2 separate regions of the Mus musculus genome follow, and region 2 is linked to region 1. Evidence: chromatin loops called from intact Hi-C (ENCODE). Cell type or tissue: left cerebral cortex. All regions are shown on one strand. Each heading gives the region's core, and the rest is flanking DNA. Links, peaks and the distances in the headings are about the cores only.

What was found. Peaks named below come from ENCODE experiments on the same cell type or tissue, not always from the same donor. Only the 100,000 strongest peaks of a DNase experiment are listed, where the experiment ranks them.
Region 2: a loop joins it to region 1, with 5 times the contacts of the local background. A loop is called at or near these places in 6 of 42 quality-filtered maps.

Annotation. Positions count from the first base shown.
Region 1 is chr2:112,260,248-112,263,061 of GRCm38, forward strand. It overlaps Nop10 (NOP10 ribonucleoprotein), which reads left to right and starts at 1,679. Exons shown (of 2, transcript NM_025403.4): 1 at 1,679-1,830; 2 at 2,066-2,651. The coding sequence starts at 1,777. The coding sequence ends at 2,206. In left cerebral cortex, for the core only: a CTCF peak has its summit at 1,609 (motif pointing left); DNase peaks (open chromatin) are centred at 1,661, 2,122 and 2,537; H3K4me3 peaks cover 944 bases; H3K27ac peaks cover 842 bases.
Region 2 is chr2:112,195,741-112,198,554 of GRCm38, forward strand. No RefSeq gene overlaps it. Among named protein-coding and RNA genes, the nearest start is that of Olfr1318, 41 kb to the left of the region's middle. In left cerebral cortex, for the core only: a CTCF peak has its summit at 1,335 (motif pointing right); DNase peaks (open chromatin) are centred at 1,330 and 1,800.

The DNA.
Region 1 (2,814 bases), core at 46-2,545:
CTTAACCACTGAGTCACATCTCCAGTTCCTTTTGGATTTTTGAGACAATCTGGCTATGTAGTCTTGGCTGAAATCTAAGACTCTCTGACCTTAGCCCCTTGAGTGCACAACCCCTGCCTTAAAATTACCATAAAGTTTTTTCATTAAATTACTTTTTAAATTTTAAATTAATATTTTAGTATGACTCAAAAGTCAGATTAAGAAAAGTTTTGAGGGGGAGTCCAAGGGAGTTAAGAAAGGGAGATGGGAGGGTGAAAAGGACTAAAATTCTGTCTGTGTGTGTGTGTGTGTGTGTGTGTGTGTGTTAAAAGTCGACAACAATAACATCAAAACCTAGACAAAACGAACAAAAATCCAGGCTATGTAAAAAAAAAAAAACCCTACATCAGCAAACACTCTTCCCTTTCATTCCCTGTACCAAGACCTCCATGCCAGAAGATACCAATATTAACTGTTTGTTGTATATTCCCACCCCCGCAAAATCTCGAACACCCACGCCCCCCCACACCCCCCCCACACAAAAACACGAACACTCGCGAACACATCCACCCACCCACCACGCTTTTGTTTGTTTGTTTCTCGGTTTAAAAAAGGGTTTCACTGTTTAGAATACTGTCCAGGTAGGCCTTGGACCTAGGATGTTAGAAATCCTTCCGTTTCAGCCTCTGGACTTCTGGGGTTACAAGCACGGGTTAAGCTCCCGGGTTTTTTTAATGTATCTCATGAAAACGGCAGTCGAACTGTCTATAGTCACTACTTAAAAAAAAAAAAAAAAACTTTACGATTTTTCTGGCTACAAGTTTAGTATGCTACTATATTTTTGCCACTATAAGTAGTGCTGCAATGATCATTTTGCAATATCTTGGTTTTAGTTTTTAATTCTTTTTTTTTTTTTTTTTCTTTTTGAGACAGGGTTTCTCTGTATAGCCCTGGCTGTCCTGGAACTCACTCTGTAGACCAGGCTGGCCTCGAACTCAGAAATCCTCCTGCCTCCGCCTCCCGAGTGCTGGGATTAAAGGCGTGCGCCACCTTAAACTAGAATCTTATGAGACTTTTCAGTCTTTTAAAAACTGGAAATACCCCGAGAAGGCGTACCTTACTTGCTATTATCTGCTACTCACCATATAAGAAAGAGCTGAACTTGTGGTCAGGTCCCGAGTTTGAATCTTGGTTCGATCCCTAAAACAAAATCCACCGGTTCACAAGAAAACCTTTCCGTTCTGTTCGCTTTGCATAATATCGAATACCCATCATGCACTCTTTGCCGCCAATACTCTGAAATTGGGCGGGAAACCGGATGTAAAAAGTAGGGTTCAAAAAAAAAAATCTTAACTTCTTCCCTAGGATATAGGAGGTTGAGAATCCTTGAGTCCTTGTTTCTCCAGGAATTCGAAAAGTGGTGCCTCTGAAATGGGTGTGCAATTTGAAATTAAAGATAGGACTGATATCAACAGTGAATGATGCATCAACATTCAACCCACATCCATCCCTACTTCCTAATCCCTGGCAAGTGGCTGGCACACAGTGGGCAGTTCCATGGATCTTAATAACTTTGCAAGGTTGCTGCTAGCTGGAACCCAAGGCCAAGCAAGACTTGCTCTACTATGCCCCCTTCTGGTCACATGGATATGACTGGAGAAATGGACTACATTTCCCAGGATGCCTTGGAGAGACTTCCGTCCAATCTGGAAGGTTGTTGGCGCACGCGATTGAAGCGGCGCACTCGGAGTAAACGCGGCTGGCGGTAGTACGTGTGTCTTTTTGCTGAGGGCAGTTATGTTTCTCCAATATTACCTCAACGAGCAGGGCGATCGCGTTTATACGCTGAAGGTAAGGGGAGGAGGAAACAGCTATATATCAAAAGGACGAGAAATTTAGATGGGAGGAACAGTTGGAACCGGCCTGCGCAGCCCACTGAGTGGAGCCATGTCGGAGCCAAAACGTGGTAGATAGGCAGTGGCTTCTTTTTCTGACCACGCGATCTCCTGGCCTCAGGTCACCCATTTTCTTGTTTCTTTCTATCACACCACTCATATTGAGATATTTTTTATTTTTCCTTGAGCAGAAATTTGACCCTATGGGACAACAGACTTGCTCCGCCCATCCTGCTCGGTTCTCCCCAGATGACAAATATTCAAGACACCGAATCACCATCAAGAAACGCTTCAAGGTGCTCATGACCCAGCAACCGCGTCCTGTCCTCTGAGGGCTCGTTAATCTTTTACGCTGCTCATGCCTCGGCCTATTATCAGCAACCAAACGCGTCAATCTGTAAGCCTTGAAGCCTTCCCATGCTGTTTGGAATCCTATCTCACTCACCACGTGAATGAGTCTATACTGATGGGCCTCGCCTGTAAAAGGAACAATATTTTTCTTTCTTTTTTTCATGCCAGGTTATTAAAGATATAGTGAACTGAAAGTTCATTTTGTGTGTTGTTGGAGGAAGAGATGGGGGAAGGGTAGTACCGTTGGTAGTACAAGGCCACTTGAGAACATTCGTAAGCCCTCATTGTAGCAATAGAACTGTGTGCCATCGACGATAGGGTGTTGGGGGGAAAAAGGCTGTGAAAGACTCCTACAAAGGTCAGCATTCCCTGGAAAACTACTGTCTAATTGTGGGCCCTTTAAAAAATATTCTGAATTCCTCAAAGAGTAAAAAAAAATGTATGTGTGTTTTAGTATTTTACCGACATGTGTCTATGCCTATATGTGCCAGTAACCATCAAGACCAGAAGAGGGAGTCAGATCCCTGGTGACTAGAGACTGATAGCTAGTCTTTCTGTGACTGCAGGGGATAGACACAGGTCCTCTGGG
Region 2 (2,814 bases), core at 273-2,772, 64 kb before region 1:
AGAACAGAACGACAAAACCATTCATTGTACCATTTCTGGTTATATCCAAAACGGAACTATAGTCAGCCTGTAGGACAAAGATATTTGCATATCCATAATTTGTGGCACTATTCACAATAACTAAACTATGAGCACAATCTAGTTGCCTTCCAACAGATGAACCAATAATGAAAATGCTATACATATTTTTATATTTATATATAATTTATAATTATATATACTAACATATATTAGTAATGTATTATTCAGCTATAAAAAAAATGGCATCCTATCATTTGCAGGAAACTAGGTGGAGCTTCAGGACATGTTATGTAAAGAAAAACACATAAGCAAAACAGGTTCCACATTTGTCATATATATAAAGGAAAAACAATATAACATTTACCTAGAAGTGGAAGACTGACCACTAGATGCGGCATGGGAGAGGAGACTGATATTCTAGGGCAAATCGTACATTTTGTAACTATGTTTGTTACAGATATTAATCCCTATTTTTGTGACACGGAATCTCTTGTAGCCTTGCGCTCACTGTGCAGTAAAGAATGACCCTCCTACCTTAACCTCCTAGATAGTGGGTTTACAAGCGTGTACTGCCATGCTCAGCAATAACATACGTTATGATGAACAAGAAGTCCAGCTTCTAGGAGTGTATGTTCTCGCTGATTAAAATACAATAATTTGCAGATGACACCAAGAAGAAATGTCACCTGACAGAAAATATCAAGAAAGAAACATTGTTTTGAGCTTTTGGCATCTTCTTAGTTGATATTGAAAAGGAGCTCCTGACACAAAGATAGCAGAAGCAGAAAATCACCTGTTTTACAAAATTGTGTTCTAGTCTTGCACTAAGACTAGTATGCTTGAAGAAAACGATTCCATTGGTGTAAGTTGAGCAGTGAGGTATTTAAAATCTGAATTACAAAATCCATACATGATCAGAAGAGGTTCATACAGAAGGAATTAACCATCAGACACAAGTTAACTTCAAACCATAGCCTGATGGTATCTGAGGCTAACATGAAATTGGTTACACTTGATTATTATGTTTGACAATAGTAATCTTTAAAATCATTATTTGCTGTTTGGCAAAATCTGTTTTCAGAATTTTAAGAGAAGCTACTCATAAAATGGGGGTTGATTTCTATTCTCCAAGTGTTAATAAATCTCTTAACACACTCAGAAGTGACCTGGAGGAGTCTTTATTAGTGAGGGTCTACATGTGCACTGAGGAGTGCTCAGAAGCATCTCTGTATTATGCACTTAATGCCATTTATCAGACCTGCTACTGTGACAACCAAAGTTTCATGAAATAATACCAAATGGCCACTAGGTGGCAGTCACTGCCAGCAGGGAAGCGCTGTTGTTCAGTCAGAGACCAAATGGGGAAAGCTGTATGCACTAAATACATTCAAGTTGTGAAGTAGAGGTATATTTATTTTAATTCATACCTTGGTTAATTTATTTTTAATTTTTCTACATGTTAATCATGAAGAGAGCTTCGTACTTAAATACTACATAATAAATAAAAATTTCTTATAAAACTAAACTATAAATAAACTAAATTTTGCTTGGAACGAGGGACATACTTCAAGCATTTTTTATAACATGTAGGAGGCCCTATATTTAATTCCTAACACGACAAGAGAGAATTCCTAAAAACCTTAGCTTGAGGTCTTTCTAGAGCCACAAAATGTACTTATAGGATAGACATATTTATAATCTTATGCTTCTTCATGCTGACATAAATGCATGCCTCTTTGCCGCTAGTTTTGATAAAATACTATTGAGATAAGATCAATTTTCAGTGTTTTTCCACTTTTCTTTAGTACAATTACATAATTTACAATTAGAAAATGATATTAAAGAGTAAAATCCTGCCGGGCAGTGGTGGCACACGCCTTTAATCCCAGCACTTAGGAGGCAGGCGGATTTCTGAGTTCGAGGCCAGCCTGGTCTGAAGAGTAAGTTCCAGGACAGCAAGGGCTACAAACCAAAAAAGAAAAAAAAAAAAGTAAAATCCTCAAAGCATGGTGGAGCACATATGAAATTGCAGAAGCTGGGAGAGTGAGGCATGAGGAATACTGTGAGTCTGAGGCCATCCTAAGCTACAGAAAGGACAAGGAGTGCCAGGCTTGGTGGCACTCATCCTTAGTCCCAGCACTTGGGAGGCAGAGGCAGGCAGATCTCTTTTTTTAACCCAAGAACCATGACTGCTTTCAGTTAATAAGCATTGTGCAAAAATAACACATAGCATATAATAATAACAACAACTATCCAATGCGGAATTAATGGCTCCTCAGTGTTTTTATGATCTTTAAAGCCAGAGTTCCATTGAAAGAATGGACAGACAAAACAAAACAAAACAAAACAAAACAAAACAAAACAAAACGTCCTACAGAAGGCAGTTCACAGTTCATTTTTTCCCAAAAAATAAGAACAATAGAGTTGTGTAATCATCTTAATATCAGACACACACGCAAACTCATACACACACTTAAGACTGTATACCCACACATAAAATTATAAATAAAAATAAACGATATAAGGATTCCCTAACCATTTTACTCATCGAGAATAGACCCAGATTTTCCAGGCCTAGACCTCCATGGCCATTTGTTTATGTAACCCTGGCTTTAACAGAGCCATACAAAGACATTTAACAGTTTAAAGAGTGGCAACTCAGGAAGTACAGAGTCATGCTTCCTAAATTCAGCATGAAAAAAAATTTGCTATAGACTAGGATACATTAAAATAAAGACATCCGCTTTTGTCTGCTGTACACAGCCTCTCAACTACTTTCTGGAATGTCTTGCT